Linked DNA regions of Homo sapiens: region 1 is linked to region 2. A link is a loop called in an ENCODE intact Hi-C map of the cell type or tissue named here. Cell type or tissue: B cell. All regions are shown on one strand. Each heading gives the region's core, and the rest is flanking DNA. Links, peaks and the distances in the headings are about the cores only. Region 1 overlaps KAT6B (lysine acetyltransferase 6B). Region 2 overlaps KAT6B (lysine acetyltransferase 6B).

Region 1 (8,811 bases), core at 563-8,562, 54 kb before region 2:
TATAGACTGTTAAGACTTTATTAAATATTGCAGCGCAGATTGCTATTATTCACCTACTAAATATTTGACATAAAATATCTATATGTTTTTAGGTGACAGAATAATAGAATGAGCAGGATTCTGTGGGACACTTGAAAAGGTCATTATTAACAAGGCTTTTGTGCCACGAAGGTCTTCAAAAGTAAACCACACCATACCAAACAAAAAAGATAAACCTTGAATCTCTGACATTCTCACCTTATTTATTTATTTATTTATTTATTTATTTATTTATAGACAGAGTCTCACTCTGTCGCCAGCCTGGAGTGCAATGGTGTGATCTTGGCTCACTGCAACCTCTGCCTCCCAGGTTCAAGTGATTCTCTTGCCTCGGCCTCCTGAGTAGCTGGGACTACAGGCGCGTGCCACCAAACCCGGCTAATTTTTATATTTTTAGTAGAGATGGGGTTTCACCATGTTGGTCAGGATGGTCTCGATCTTCTGACCTCATGATCCGCCCGCCTCAGCCTCCCAAAGTGCTGGGATTACAGGCGTGAGCCACCGAGCCCGGCCTGACATTCCCACTTTATATAAGAAACAACAAAACATTTGTCTAGTCCCCTAGCACCCTTTAACTCTCGTATGAAAATTGCTTTTAACAATGTATAAATCTACATACATTTTAGTATTTCCATTGTTATTTACTACTATCAGCAATGCTAGTATTCCCATCCATAGGAATAGCTGACAGTGCCTACAGATCTGGTCACATTATTTTCAACAGCCAAAACTACGAAAACTGTAATTTTACCGCATATTCCAAGCCTTCACACATGTTGTCTGCTAGCCATCTGAATGTTACTATGATGTCTCTATATTTGAATCTCATGAATCAAAAATTCAGAGCAAGAACACCCAACATAATCACAAATGTTTTTAAATGTAAATTAAAAACAAGATTTTGCTAGGTCTAACTCTCTAAATATACATCAGCATAGAATAAACTTCATTTGTTCAGCCACTCTAGCCCAAATGCCTAATGCATTTCCTGGTGCATAGTAGGCACTCAAAATATATCTGCTAACTGAATACATGAAGGAAATATATGCTAGTTAAGAACAAAAAAAATCAATGGTTATAATGATTCCAACAAATGCCTTAGTTCCTTGGGACAACATGTCATCAAAAACAAAAAACCATCTCATGACCAAACATTCACAAATTGTTTAATATGACTGCAAATCTCATCTTACAAGGGCATTCATTATCTTCCCTTTACTTTCAGCTTAATTTGTTCTTATAATATGCACAGGCTTTACGTTCTGAGGTAGCTATGCAAATGTATTTCTGTAGCCCCAGTTAAAAAGTAGATTATAAAACATTCTGTACTAGAAAAACGAAAAGAGACAAGCTATAACAAATTGGTCACTGACTGTAGCCACAGTTTTTTAAATGCCAGATAATCAGCACTGCATAATTATGGATCCATAGTTATTACTTGCAACTGCTCAACTGCAGTACCTTGGGAACACTTTTGTTCCTTTAAATAGCAATTAAAAGAACAATCTGGCTTTAAAGTGACAACATTCCCCTGATAGATTTGAGCTAAAACCCGGTCCTCTTACTAACGGGATTCCTGCTTTCATTTGATATAACAATGTTCAAGCTACTGCTGTCATCCTTGCACTGATAAATAATTTACAGAATGTCACATATCATTCATGCAATGAAACAAATCCAAATCTCCAAACCCATTTTTCTTTCCCAGATGAATTTTTAGCTGTGAGAGAGACATGGCCATCAGCCAGCATTCATGCTCATTTTTCGTTTTTAACTAAAGGTAACACAAAGGACAAAGGTTGCTAGTAGTTCATGGCCAGAAAGACTGATGTCCCGCGCTCTGTCCAATAATAGAAAGCATAGATGTTATCACTTCACGCTACATTCAAGCGAACCCCGCCATGCTGATGTATGCTCACAACCATTTATTTTAAGGATAACTATCTCACAATACTCTATAAAACCACTGCATTATACAGAAATGTCTGCCCTGCTGAATTATTGATAATTCAAAGCACTTTTTGCTAACCTCCGTGTAGCCAAGTCTAATTAACTTTTAAAAATTGTCACTTGTACGAAATGAAACTTTTACAGTAACGCATGTAAATGGGTCACAGGATTATTATGATTCACTGTTCTCAATCAGACTACATATAAACTGTGTTTAAAAAAATCCCTTATAATAAAGTAAAATGGATTCCAGTCAGAAAAAGGTCTGAGTAAATGGCAATTTGATTCTATACAAATCTACTACAGGTAAGTTATATTTAAGATGTCTGAAAATGATACCAAAAATCTCCAAATTCTTAATTCCTTTCTTTGAAATTTCACAAAGGCACCTAACCTGTTGATCACATTTTCCCAACAACATGCCTGAATATTTTAAACTAATCCCAAGAAGGAAGGCTCATGAATAAGTCTAAAGATGAATACATCCAGCAAACTGTGCTCTGGAAGGATCTCCTTGTCTCCCATGCAATGGCCCTGGGGCAGCTGCTAGGCTACAGGCTGCTCCTGCACTATCTCATTTAATCATCTTAACAATCTTGCCCGGTATGAGTATTATCTCTATTTTAGAAAAGAAATTGAGCATCTAAGAAGTTAAGTAACATTTTTAAGGTTGCATAGGTTCAGGTGTAGAGCTGTACTCAAACACAAGTCTGTCTTCATGAGAGCCCATTTCTTACTTTGCTACCTCCCCTCCATTCCTCAGAATAACAAATGTCTAAAATTATCTTTCCATCAGTGGCAATAACTCTTTACTAATGTGTTCATAATCTATTCCATACAATTTCTCCCATGACCAATGGCATATGGTTTTTAAAACTATTAAAAAGGTAACCACTAAACACCATGGATTATGTATTAATTACCATGGGGAAAAGGTACCTTTACAATGGAGAAATCTGGTGGACACTTTATAAACAAGTATGGGACAAAGTGACATCATGTGCCTTCCAAGTGCCTATCCTAAAGGACTGAGCACCACCTATATAGTATTCTTGCCAGAAACATTTATCCTGAGTCCAATCATAAAGAAACAATCAGGCAAATCCAAATTGGGGGATATTCTCTGTAACAACTTTTCTGTACTCTTGAAAAAATGTCATATAATACCCAAAAAAGGGCAGGACCAACCTGGGCAACACGGGGAGACCCCAGCTCTACAAAATAAAAAAATTAGGCAGGCATGGTGGCGCATGCCTGTGGTCCCAGCTACTTGGGGAGTTGAGGTGGGAGGACGGCTTGAGCTGAGGAAGTTGAGGCTGCAATGAGTCGTGATTGCACCACTGCACTCCAGCCTGGGTGGCAGAGCAAGACCCTGTTTCTCAAAAGAAGGGAGGCAGGGGGCAGGACCAATTAAGGTGACTAAACAGGCATGAAAACTAAATATAAATATAATCTGTGATCCGTGGTTGGATTCTGGACTTTTACAAAATATCCACAGCTATGAAGGATATTATTGGGATAATTAGGGTAATGTATACTCAGAATTAGGCAATATATAAACTAGATATAATATAAATTTCTTGAGTGAACATAATTCTGATTATGTAGGAGAATATCTTCGTTTTTAGCAGATATATGTTGAAATATAGGAGTAAAGTGTTATGATGTCTTTATGTTGAAATTTAGGAGTAAAGTGTTATGATTGGAGAGTAACTTACTCTCCAATGATTCAGAAAAAAACAAACCTAAGGGTGTTCGTATGTTAATGTGCACAGAGAGAGAGAGTAAACATGACACAATGTTAACAGTTGGGGAGTCTATGTAAAAGGCATATAGGTGTTCATTACATTATTCTATGTAAAAGGCATATGGGTGTTCATTCTATAATTTTTCCTCATCTTTACAACTTTTCCAAACAAAAAGTTGGGGGGGGGGGGATAAAATTGTGTCCCTTTACTCTCAAAAAAGATCTAAACTGAATCATTATTTTCAGTAGGCCCTCTATATCTGCGGGATTAATATCCGTGGATTCAACCAACCATGAATGCAAAATATTTGAAAAGAAAAAGGATGGTTTTGTCTGTACTGAACATATATGTTTTTTTCTTCTCATTATCCCCTAGACAATAGAATGATTCACATAGCATTTATATTGTATTAGTTATTGTAAGTAATCTAGAAATGATTTAAAGTATATGGGAGAATGTACATAGGTTATACACAAATACTGCACCATTTTACATAAGGGACTTGAGCATCCATGGAATTTGGTATCAGTGGTGGTAGAGGGGTGAGGGAGGGGTCCTGTACCCAATCCCCCACAGATGCCAAAGGATGACAGTAGTTGGACTACAAACATTTATAAATCAAGGTCTCTCAAGCCCATTACCGACTCAGAGGAAATACAGAGGACAGAGGAATATGTTAATCTATAGAGCGGGGAGATGCTAGTACCAAAACACTACGGAAAAAATGGCCCAGTTTCTTCAACAAATTAAACAGGAGACCAAGTGAATAGGCGAGCAAAAAATAGATACAGAAGAATCGCTAGATTAATAGACATTTAAAGGGCGTATCAGCCAATCACAATGTGTGAACCATATCTTGATCATGATTCAAACAAAGTATAAGCAAAACAAAACAAAATATTATGACCTAGTGAAGGAACAAAGGCTACTTAGCTTTAAAAGACTGGGGTGGACTCGCTGGGTGTCTTCATCCAGGTGAAAGGGTTAGATTCGTTCTTGTGGTTACAGAGTACAAAACTTACACCAATAGGAGTCATCATAGAGAGCCTTTCCAACAGCTGTCCAGCAATGGAATGGATTCTTTTTTTTTTCCGCTTCATTTGCTTAGTTTTTATTTTTTTAATTGTGGTTCAAATGGCATTAAGTAAGTTCACAATACTGTGCAACCATTACCACCATTTATCTCCAGAACTCTTTTCAACTTGCAAAACTGAAACTCTGTATCCATTAAACAATAATTTCCCATATTCTCTTCCCCCAGCCCAGGAAAACACCATTCTACTTTCTGTCTCTATGCATTTGATTATTCTAGCTATCGCATATAAGTGAAATCATACAGTATTTGTGGAATGGATTATTCTTGAGGCAATAAGAGGCCCCTATAATCAAGAGGCCATGGAGAGACTGGATGGGCCCCATCAGGATGCTGAGGACACAACAGTATACAATTTCACCTCACACAATTTGGGGATCTGGGACTCTTCAAAGGTTCCTTCCAGATCAAATATTTTAACGGTTCTAGAGTTAATCTCTAAGGACTTTCCCAGTTCTAATTTTTATTGATTCTATAATACTTTAGAAATTTTAAGAGTCTTCAAGACCTTTGATCTCAAAATAAGATAGCATTTTCTAAGGAAACATTCTTTAAATCTAGGACAATGCATTTTTAAGAAGCTTTATTTTACTTTGTGATTACTTCTGTTTCTGCCCAGAAGGAAACTATATATTTGTTAGCCTTAGTCTAAGTAACTGGACAAAAATAAATGAAAATTCCTGCACAAAATCAGAGCCAGGAGTATTTAGATTCATATCCTCCTCCTGACAATGACACAAAAAGGGGTTTTGTAAGCCATTTCCATGGTATCTGTTCACAATGATCAGGGACATATAACCCTCTCTCTCCATAATCCCCTATAGATCCATACTTCTTAAGTCATCTACATCTTTCATGAGACTGCTTAAAAAAACATACCATTTTAGTAATCCCAAGTGTTAAAAACAAAACAGTTCAGCATTTTTCATTCATATGTTCATATTTGCACCACAGAAAGACCCAGATTTAAACGCTGCTCTCTAAGCCTCAGGTTTCCTCATCTGTAAAAGTGCACAATAGTGTCTGTGTTGTCTAGCTCTCGGGTTGTTAAAGTTCAAATGTGAGTGAGTGTGGAAAGTATTTTGTAAACTACAAAGTTCTACTCAAATATTATTATGAGTATTGCAAAATTTTATTTGGCTATAAAAACAGAAAGAGCAAACAAACAACTTCAAGTCCTTAATAAGCATCAGAACAAATGAATTATTCTGGAGTTTAGAATTACTCTATAAAAGACTTTCATTTTCTGAGCCCCCATGATGAATATTAATCTTAGAGGATTTTTTTAAAGAATGAATTAATCAGGGAGTACAGGAACAGAGTAGAAAATGCCTCCACTGAGAGCCAAAAGGCCTGCAACTATTTAATAAAAGGAAAACTCAAACTAAATGAAAAGAAAAAGATGTTGGAGAAAGAAAAGCATAAACAAATACAAAATCTTAAATGAATAATACTACAAAAGCAAGCAAAGATGAATACTGGCTGGGCACGGTGGCTTACGCTTGTAATCCCCACACTTTGGGAGGCCGAGGTGGGCAGATCACCTGAGGTCAGGAGTTCGAGACCAGCCTGGCCAACATGGTGAAACCTCGGCTCTACTAAAAATACAAAAAAAAAAAAAAAAAAAAAAAAATTAGCCAGGCATGGTGCCTGTAATCCCAGCTACTCAGGAGGCTGAGGCAGAAGAATCACTTGAACCCGGGAGGCGGAGGTTGCAGTGAGCCAAGACCGCGCCATTATACTCCAGCCTGGGCAACAAGAATGAAACTCCATCTTAAAAAAAAAAAAAGACTCTTCTGTGTCTCTTTAGTTTGCTCTCCCTTGTTACACTGTACTGAAATGTGAAGTTTAGGTAATGCTTTGCTGTTTACCACAATGCTTTTCCCAAGTCCCAAATACGAATGCCATGCTACAAGGCCACCTCTCTAAGGTCACCTAACTAGTGAGATGGAGGAACTTCCAGCCTGCTGATGCCAAGCCCTTCACTCTCTGGCTTTCCCCATGGTTTGTCCCTCCTTTCACTTGGAGCTTGATATACCTCAGCAGAAAGGCTGTCCCTGACCATCCCTCTCTGAAACTGTACTCCACTGGCACCACTCCAGAATCTCCATACCTTTTTTTTTTAGGAGACACCACTCACTTTGTCACCCAGGATGGAGAGCGGGGGCGTGATCAAAGCTCACTCCAGCTCGATCTCCAGGGGCTCAAGTGATCCTCCCGCCTCAGCCTCCCAAGTAGCTGGGACTATACTGGCGCACTACCACGCCCAGCTAATTTTTTAACTTTTCATAGAGATGGGGGTCTCGCAACATTTCCCAGGCCATCTCGAACTCCTAAGCTCAAGCAATCCACCCACCTCGGCCTCCCAAAGTGCTGGGATTACAGATGTGAGCCACTGTGCTCGGCTCCATACCTTGGCTTTATTTTTCTTCATTGCACTGACCATTATCTGAAATATTGCATATCATTTATTTGTCTGTTTCCCTTACTAAACCATAAGTTCCATCATGATGGCAGAGACTGTTCATTGCTGTAGCCCCAGCTTCAAAAGTGTATCTATTGAATAAATGAATAAACAAATGAATAAACTGCTCTGAAGTTGGGAACTGGTTTCTCCAATTCACAGGTCCCAAAATATTGTCAACTGTCTTTTATTTTCATGTATATCCTCAATGACCACAAACACGACATGTAAAGAAACCATCAATGGCAAGGTGGGTTCCACCATTGTCTAATCTGAAACCTTTTTTACTCTGACACACATAATAAACGACATTTATGTTTGCTATATACTTCCCTGGGCATAAACTGACAAGACGGGACCAAAATTTTAAAATCAGTTGGGAGGAAAATTATCTGCCCAGTATTCACTATTAGGGCTTGCTTAGTAATAGTCACTATAGGTTGTAATAGTCACTATATAAGACAGATTTGGAGCATGACCAGTTGCCAGCACCTAGTTGTGGTGGCACTCCCCCTCCCCAGTCCCGCTATTTCTTTCCATCTCTACAAAGAATACAAGGTTATTAAAAGAAAAAAAAAAAGGGTCGCTGGGCGTGGTGGCTCACACCTATAATCCCAGCACTTTGGGAGGACAAGGCAGGCAGATCATTTGAGGCCAAGAGTTCTAGACCAGCCTGGCCAACATGGTGAAACCCCGTCTCTACTTAAAAAATACAAAAATGAGCTGGGCATGGTGGTGCGCACCTGTAGTCCCAGCTACTCTGGAGGCTGAGGCAGTAGAATCACTTGAACCCGGGAGAGGGAGGTTGCAGCAAGCCAAGATCATGCCACTGCACTCCAGCCTGGGCAACAGAGCAAGATTCTGTCTCAAAAGAAACAAAAATTAAAAATTAAAAAAAAAAAAAGAAAAAGAAGGAAGCCAAGTAAAATGAATACACTGCAATGGTAACAAAATTATAACAAGACTATGTATCGGTTTAGTCTTTTTAAATTTAATTTTCATTTCAATCTATTCAATTTATTTTGAGACAAGCTTTTGAGACTGGCTAATTTTTTTTTTATTTTTGGTAGAGATGAGGTTTCACCATGTTGCCCAGGCTGATCTCGAACGCCTGGGCTCAAGTGATCCACCTGCCTCGGCTGGTGCTGGAATTACAGGAATGAGCTACCATGTCTGGCCTGTTATGGTCTATTTTTAAAAGAAAAATATTTTACAAATTTTGGTGCCTTATTACTGGTAATGAATTATTGTCCACAAACTTCACAACTGATGGCACTGCAACAAAGGCTGAAAACTGCTTCCTGTTGTTACTAAGGTTTTTTTGTTTGCTACTTCAGAACTCTATTTGACACTTACCTAATAAAGAACTAGACTTTATTTCTTGCCACTTAACCCACTTATGCAACTGATGTCTGTCGGAACAGATCAAGTTTGCTCCTAATTAGGATAGAGATCATGCACACTCAGGATTTTCCCTCACAGCAATCTGCTTCAGATATGGTCTTCGGAAACACACT
Region 2 (8,811 bases), core at 415-8,414:
AGAAATAAAGGTGTGATTAAGTTCACAAATTTAAATTTTAAAAATCAATACATACTGAATGTGAGAAGAACTATGTAGTCACTTCAGAGATGTGAAATATCCAACCAAGCCTGGACTCCCAAAGACTGGATATATTAACACAGCTAAAGAAAGGAGGTGTCAAACAGAAAGCTGGCCAGTCATCAAGGGATGCTGAGGGGAAAGCAAGTGTGGGAGCAGAATTTTACAATGCCCTCAAGATTTGGGCCCCTGTACAATCTCTCCCTATGAGCATACACAGGGCTAGGCTTTTAAAGGGGGTCAGAGATTGTAAAGACCAAAAGTGTGTGGGAGATTTTCCAGCTGACCTTGAAGAAGCAAAATGCTACATTGTAGAGAGGGCCATGTGGCAGGGCAGCCTCTGGGAGAAGAGGACCTCAGTCTTACAACCATAAGGCACTGAATTCCACCAACAACCAGTGAGCTTATGAGACCACATCCCTGCTGACATTTTGATTTCAGCCTGGTGAGTCCTTGAGCAGGGGACCCAGTTACCTGTGCCTGGACTCATAGAAACTGTGAGATAATATACTTTCATTGTTTTAAGCTGCTAACTTGTGGTTATGTGTTACACTGTAATTGAAAACTAATACAGTGAGTCTCCAGAGAAGCTGGCAGTACCCATCTAAACATTGTCCAGACATAGAGAAGGCCATCCTTGTTGTGAGACAGGTGTTTGATGCCATGGAAACTGTGCTCATCTAACTCATGGTTTGGATGCCATGCTCACTAATACACACCTGGCCTCCTACACAGGTCTGCCTTAAGGGAGATAATGTACTGACCATCCACATGGAGTATCTCAGTCCCTGGAACATTTACTTTTCAGGTAAATAAACAAATAAATATGCTGGCCTCCTGATTCCATACACCAGTTTCTTCAGCTAGGCTCCTGTAAGTCTACCCCTGAGAGACAGCTCCACCCTTGATATCCACAGAAAATCAAGTTAAAATCTGACAAAGCTAAGAATTAGCCAGACCCTGGACTATATTAGTCTTACTGCCACAAACAGTGGCTTAAAACAACACCCATTCATGAGCTCACAGCTGAGTGGGTCAGAAATCCAGTCAGGCTCAGCTGGGTTCTCTGCTTAGGGTCTCACAGAGCCAAAATCAAGGTGTCAGCCAGACTCTGCTCTTATCCATGAGCTCTTAGGAAAAATTCACCTCCAAGCTCGTTTAGGTTGTTAGAATAATTCGGTTCCTAGCGGTTGTAGGACTGAGGTCCCTGTTTCTTTGCTGGCTGCCAGCTGGGGACCATGCTCAGTTTCTAGAAGCTACCCACATTGCTTGGCACATGGTCCCTTTCATCTTCGCAGTCAACATCAAATCCTATTCATGCTTCAGATCACTCTTTCTTCCCACCTGCTGGAGAATATGGTTTCTAAGGGGCTTGTGTGATTAGATCAGCCCACCTGGATAGTCTCCCTCTGCCAAGCAAGGTAGTAGAATCATGGGTGATATCTCAAACATGCATAGGTTCCACCTATACTCAAAGGGGAAGATATAATACAAAGGGCAGGGTCACTGGGGGTCTCTCAGGATTCTGCTACCCACACTGGACCATGGCAATCCGACAAGGTAATGAATGCCACCCTGGGAGGGCTCCTAAAAGAGAAGAGCCAGTCAGCTTCCTACAGGAGACCCTTCATATACCACAATACTGCCAAAATCCCTGTTCGTTTAAAAGCAATTAGCATATTTCCCCGTTGTTTTCCAATATTCTTAGTGCTATACATTGTTACTTTTTCCTTCTTCTGAGCTGGAACCTTATGAATGTATTTTGCCCACTCACAGAAATCAAGTTTCATAAAAATTAAGCAGAAACTATAGACCAAATACTGAACATCTACTAAGTATGAGACAATATGTCAAGTACTGTGAAATATGAAAATAATATTAACTCTTCTCAAAGGAGTTGATAAGTAATGCAAGCCAAAGTGAAGATAATATAACATGATTAATGATGCCACACTTAATATTAGTCAAAAGGAAAGAATTAATAAAAGATTCACACCAAATTACCACAGTTTTTAACGTAGGCCTGACAGCCAGAGTATTCCTACAGATGCCACTGGTAACAAGTAGATATGAAGATCTTTAAAATGTTACCACTATGATTCTAAAATTTTGGGATGTTTACTGTGTATATTATGTTTATGTATAAACAAGCAAAAAAAATCAGAGGAAATACACCAAAGTAGTTTAGCTATTTGAATAGTCGGTTTACAGGAGATTTTAACTGTATTTTTATTAGTTTTTTAAATTTTCTCATTTTTCCCCAGTAAGCATATGGTACTCTTAGAACCAGAAAATATATATCTACACGCATTTATATTGGGCAAATCATGGTATTTGCCCCAACTAATCTTTCCTTCAAGCCAAAAACTGTCTTGTCCACAGCTCCCCCTGCTTTGGAAAGCATGGGCAATTTGGATATGGCACAAAAAAGATCAGGAGAGCCATTCAGACCCAGCTAACTGGAACGTGAACAAGGAAACAAACTTGTTGACAGCAAGACTTAGAGCTGAAAGGATACAAGAGAGCTGAAACTACCAAGAGCCCCTGCAAACTGATGGCATGAGAGAACAGAAATGATTAGTAAAGAGGAGCTATGGGCTAGAGAGAAGTACACGAAACAGAGATTGAGGGAGCCAACAGAAGAAAGGAGAGAGCAGACAGGCTATCGTGCAGAGGACGCCCAAGACAGAGACAGAGAAAAGCAGGGACGGATGGGTGGGTGGAGGGATGGGTGGACAGGAGGACAAGGAGAGCCAGAGTGAGTATGCAGTCCTCCTAGCACTTCTTTGATTTCTGACAAGTTTCCAGCTCTCTTTTTAACAAATGATTTTCCATTCCTTTCAACCAAAATGAGCCTAATCAAAATGACATTAAAAACATTACTTCTATATGTCTAAAAATTAAAATAAAAGTTTTTAAAGATCTTCTAAAAGACACTTTCTTAATTTAGATTTGTTTTTACTTCTTCAAATCCCAGTTCCTCCCCACAAACTGATGAGAATCTCTGAATCTCTCCAACCCCAGCACTCACAAACAGAACAATCCCAGTCAGAAGAGGATTTGCCTATTAGCGACACTATCTCCACCAAGACAGCAGCCTTATTAAATTACAACTGTTTGAACAAGGTCAAGCACTCAGAGTTTAATTCAAAGTGTTTCCAGGTATAATGCTGTCAGGTCAACTTAAACAAGCCAACAGAGGCTTGGAGGCTGATTAAATATTAAAACAGAATCTTTCACATCTGTTTTTACCCAAGGATGAAATTACTGTACATCACTTCAATCAGCTCATTAATACACTACACACACATCTTGCCTCAAAGGTTACAGGAATATCAATGCTTCAGAGGCCTGCAGTGAAACCTGCCCACACAGCCAGAAGTGAGGTCACTACATACTTTACAGAACGTCAATATTTCTTTATAAAATGTGAGAGATAATCAGTTAGACATAGACACATTTTAAATTAAAGCATGAAAACCTCCGTGAAGTTAAGCCAGTTGCTTTTGATCTGAACCTTTTCATCATTCATTCAGTTGGCTTTGACAGGTAACTGGATAGCATACGTTGAGCAAAAATTTTGATTCAACGGTAATTATTTTATAAAATGGAGGGTTGTCACATCCAAGTAGAGGGTCATGGTGATCACATTTTTTAACTTATAAAAGCACAAATATAAAATATAAAAGATATTTTAAGTGTAAAAGATATTTAAGATTTTATACTTAAAATATCTTTTATATATATAAACATTTCAAAGGACACACACTTAGGACACTCAAGAATATATACTTTCATGGAGTATTAGGTGAATGAGCAGTTGAGAATTTTCTGCTTTTAAAACTCCTATAACAAGGAATGACACCTGGACAAACAGTCAAGAATCACTTAGAATAGGTCTCTGTTTAACCCCCACTCCCCCAACATTTGCACTCAATGAATAATTCTTACGCTGTTTTGTAGCACTATGTGGTAGGCAGTGATAGCTATTGGCTGGGACTGCTATGCACATTTCCCACCCATGCCTCTTCTTCTGGTATATCACCCCCTTTCATCTGGGAACCTCGCTAGTCCTTGACAGTTGTCAAACACAGTGCCCTCACCCCCTAGCCAGTTGAGTGAGCACACTCTTCAAACCACAGTCCTCATGACCTGGGTGACAGTCTAAAGCATGGGCACATGCCTCCAACAGGCTGCTCCTACACGTGCGCTGGAAAAGAAAAGTCTTTGGGGTTGCCCACCTGGCAGAAGGTATGGGCAGCCATTTTCCCACCCCCAACAAGACAGCCAACAAGCAAAACGCAAAACCTACTCGCAGACAGAGTGAGCAGAGCTCAAGATGTACAAAAACAGCACTGACCACATCCTCTGAGCAACTGGAGCCAACTGGGCCCAATCCACCTCTACTTTCTGTTTTGAACATTAGGTGTCTCTAGCTAAGTCTGATATGAATTAATTAATAATATATTTCAATAAGATATTTTAAATTAGTTCAATATAGACAAGGATGACAAATTTTAAATATTTAACATTTGACTAAAAATAATTGTGTTAGTATCAATGTTACTTGTGAGATGTTTCATTGTGATACTGCCCTAAGGTCACTTAATTAATGTTAACATTATCTGTGTTTAGGTATGTTAGTAATAAAAAAAATCAGAAAAGTTATTCTGACCCAAAGTACAGATAAAATCACACTTTGCTCTAAGAATCCTACTGACCTCTCTTTTTTCTGAAGTTCTACAGAACTTACTTATACACTATAGAACACTTACCTAGAGATTTTAATCTTGCACTGCTTTCTTACTGTTTCATGTGTAATTGATTTAAAGTTTTATTAATTGTTTTGCTATGTTAAAAACAATAAAGTTTGCTTAAATATAAGGTATTTCAAATTAGTTCAATATAGACTAGGATGACAAATTTTAACTATTTAACATTTGACCAAAAATAATGATGTTGGTATCAATGTTATTTGTGAGATCTGTTTCATGGTAATACTGCCCTAAGGTCACTTACTTACTCAGGAGTAGAGGACAAACTTACACCCAAAAAAGGGTGACTATTGAGTAACAAAACCTTCAAAACCCAACTTAAACACTGCAGGCTAAGGAAAAATTATTCAAGAACCATTTGTGAGATGCTGGAGTTTTAAAAATTCATTTAGAGGTCGGGCGCGGTGGCTCATGCCTGTAATCCCAGCACTTTGACAGGCTAAGGTGGGTGGATCACCAGAGGTCAGGAGTTCGAGACCAGCCTGGCCAACGTGGTGAAACCCCATCTCTACTAAAAATATACAAAATTAGCCAGGCATGGTGGCAGGCGCCTGTAATCCCAGCTACTGGGGAGGGTGAGGCAGGAGAATCCCTTGAACCCAAGAGGCAGAAGTTGCATGAGCCGAGATCGCGCCATTGCATTCTAGCCTGACTGACAAGAAAGAAACTCCGTCTCAAATAATAATAATAATAATAATAATAATAATAATAATAATAATTCATTTAGAATTTTAGAAATAGTTGTTTCCATGAGTACATGAAAAACATTTTATTTCTTTGAATTCATTGATACTATTTTTTTTTTTTGAGATGGAGTACTGCTCTGTCACCCAGGCTGGAGTGCAGTGGCGCAATCTCAGCTCACTGCAACCTCCGCCTCTTGGGTTCAAGCAACTTTCTTGCCTCAGCCTCCCAAGTAGCTGAGATTACAGGTGCCTGCCACCATGCTCGGCTATTTTTTTTTTTTTTTGTATTTTTAGTACAGACGGGGGTTTCACCATGTTGGCCAGGCTGGTTTTGAACTCCTGACCTCAAGTGATCCACCCACCTCAGCCTCCCAGAGTGCTAGGATTACAGGAATGAGCCACCGTGCCCAGCCGGTTGATTCTAAATAAAGGAATGATTTGGGAGATGAAACTCAAAGTTTCATTTCCCCTCCCCCAGGATATGATTACATTTGAAACTGAAGGTGACTGTAAGCACAGAACTGTCTTAGCCTTCTTTCTTCTGCTATAGCACAGTAATAGTATTTCAGTAGGAAAACCATGGGACACAGAGCCAGGACACCCAAGTGGAAGTTCTTTCTCTGTCACTGACTGGCCTTGTGAAAATAAAACAGACAGTTCAAAACTTCTTTTGAACCTGTTCTCTTAACTGCATGAGACTAACGCCCACATTATCCACTATATAAGAGGGCAGTGAATAGGAATTTGAGGCTATGGTGAGCAATGATCAGCCACTGCGCTCCAGCCTTGAGCAACAGAGTAAGACCCTATTCCCTTAAAAAAAAAAAATTGTAGAAAGAAGGCAGTGAAGACCCACTGAGACAATGTTAGAAAAAACAAAACCAGTATCATGAGTTTGTGTCATGTGCTATGTGCAAACATGATCTTAGTCATCTTCTAAGGAGAAAACAAAGCTCAAAAAGGCTACTCCTAACTTGTGCAAAGTCATAGCACAGGTAGAAGCAGCAGCTCAGTCCAAAGCCCACATCCTTCCCCTCACCACACTGCCTCCAGTAACTGCAGAACAAGGAAGCTGTACTCCTGGACCCACTGAGGATCCAAATCCTAGGTGCTTTTCCCTTTTTGTACCAATGCCTTTCACGTTTGTTTAAAAAGTAAACATTCTACAATAAACACTTTGTTGCTGTTTTTTTTTTAACTAAAGAAACATATAGATTTATTGTTGACAAAGAAAAATTCCAGCAAACACATATAAGGGCCTATGGTGTTTTGCTGAACAAAATAATTTAAAAGTGTGCTTGTCTGTTATGCTTGCTATGGCTAAAATTCCTAATTTAACATGGCAAAAATAATCTGCAAATGAATTATAGCTAATTGCCTATGGCGTTTTCAAGTTCTAAAGAATGAAACAGCCCCCAAAATTTCAATTTTTAGAGCCATAGATTCCTGTTTATAGATTCCTAGTGTTCATTTACTGAGCGTAAGCAGTTATGAAGACATTTAAATTTTTAATAGGATGTACTTCTTTAAAGAAAAGCTGAAACTTCCTGTTTAGTGATTTAATCATGACACAAGGTGAAAGTATTTAAAAATCAAGTATCTATTGGATGAAGTTCACTGCTAAGACACAGAATAGATGCTGGCCCCATCTTTTATATTCTGTAGGATGCAAACTACATGCCTTGCTAGGGGGTAACATAAAAAAGAAAGTCACCTGGTAGTGGTGACTTACTGAATTTTCTCTGCCCGTAAAGTTTAATGCAGGTAAAATGACTTAATTAACTAATGGGGCTGAGGGATAAGGGTTGTGCCTACCACTGTGGCCCCCACAGTGGAGAGGGCACTTTTGCCACCGCTCTAGGTCCAGCAGTGTGCATTCTTCCCCAGGCAGAAAACAGGTACTCTAGGTGCACAATCAGATTACTTCTGGGACAGACACTTCTTGTCATGTTAGAGTGGGGAGCGGGGGAGAGGAAGAGGTGGTGCACGCCAGGATTTGCGTCTGTGCCAGGGCTTGTTTCAAGGCTGGAGAAGGATGCAGTGAAACCAGAAGAAGGTTAGGCTCAGGATTATAATAAAAACTTTCAAATACTTACAAAAAGGGCTCTCTGAAATCTTAAACCATTAAATTTAAACACTGGCAGTTAATAAAACACAAAGCTATTTGTTTAACAGAAAATAGAATCCCAGTATGGCATAATCTTATACCATACACAAATTCACACTTGAACAATATAATCAAGTAGAGTAAACCATATTAAATGTAAAGTCAATAAATTCTTTCTTTGATTGTTGACCCCACACACACACCAAAGAAAAGACTATAAGGGATTTAACAGAAGGAAATTAATCATCATAATACTTTGGTTCAATGCTGATCTAGGGTGAGATAATTTGGGCATTAGTACAGTTTACGTGAAATAAGATTTAAAGCAGCACATTTAAAACAAGCAGAATTCATTAAACAACCTCTCAAAAGGATCATTTCCTCTAATTATTGCTTTTATAACAGAAGACAAAGGCAACCCAATGTAAGTTCATAAAATCTACAATTAGCTGCCAAAATCTTAGCAGATAAAATTAGAAGAGAAAGCATATTTGGAAGCACAATTGGTAAAAAGTTCTGTTATCTTATTTCTAAAAAGGCATTTGCTCTTTCTTTCTACCCATAATCGTTTAAAGTACACAAATAGGCCGGGTGTTGTGGCTCATGCCTGTAATCCCAGCACTTTGGGAGGCCAAGGCAGGTGGATCACTTGAGGTCAGGAGTTTGAGACCAGCCTGGCCAAAATAGTGAAACCCCATCTCTACTAAAAATACAAAAATTAGCTGGGCGTGGTGGCGTGTCCTGTAGTCCCGGCTACTCAGAGGCTAAGGCAGGAGAATAGCTTGAACCCAGGAGGCGGGGGTTGCAGTGAGCCGAGATCCCGTGCCACTGTACTCCAGCCTGGGTGATGGAGTAAGACCACCATCTCAAAAATAAATAAATAAATAAAAAACTAAAGTACACAAATATTATGGACTAGATATTATGGTAGGCCCATGACAAAGAGGAATAAAAAGGCAAAGCTAAGCTAGGTGATCTAGCAGCATATGGTCCTGGAGAGAGGGGGTTTATAAAAGTCCTCACAATACTTTCAGACAAGTGTGCTAACCTGGGCTGTACCTAAGAGGCTATAGGAGAGAAAAGCAGCTGACTGGCTGACTGGAACATTTTCACATCTGGGCTGAGTCTTTAAAGGAAAAGAAAAAGAAGGAGTCTGAAAAACAAGGTTAAACAAGAGGGAAAG

The links. Peaks named below come from ENCODE experiments on the same cell type or tissue, not always from the same donor. Only the 100,000 strongest peaks of a DNase experiment are listed, where the experiment ranks them.
Region 1: it touches region 2 in a loop (1.8-fold over the local background); 3 of 110 quality-filtered maps call a loop at or near these places.

Annotation. Positions count from the first base shown.
Region 1 is chr10:74,950,499-74,959,309 of GRCh38, reverse strand. All of the region lies in intron 3 of KAT6B (lysine acetyltransferase 6B), which reads right to left. Among named protein-coding and RNA genes, the nearest start is that of SNORD172, 67 kb to the left of the region's middle. In B cell, for the core only: no CTCF peak of the experiment used is centred there; no DNase peak of the experiment used is centred there.
Region 2 is chr10:74,895,992-74,904,802 of GRCh38, reverse strand. The region is part of intron 3 of KAT6B (lysine acetyltransferase 6B); the gene reads right to left. Among named protein-coding and RNA genes, the nearest start is that of KAT6B, 74 kb to the right of the region's middle. In B cell, for the core only: no CTCF peak of the experiment used is centred there; a DNase peak (open chromatin) is centred at 4,254.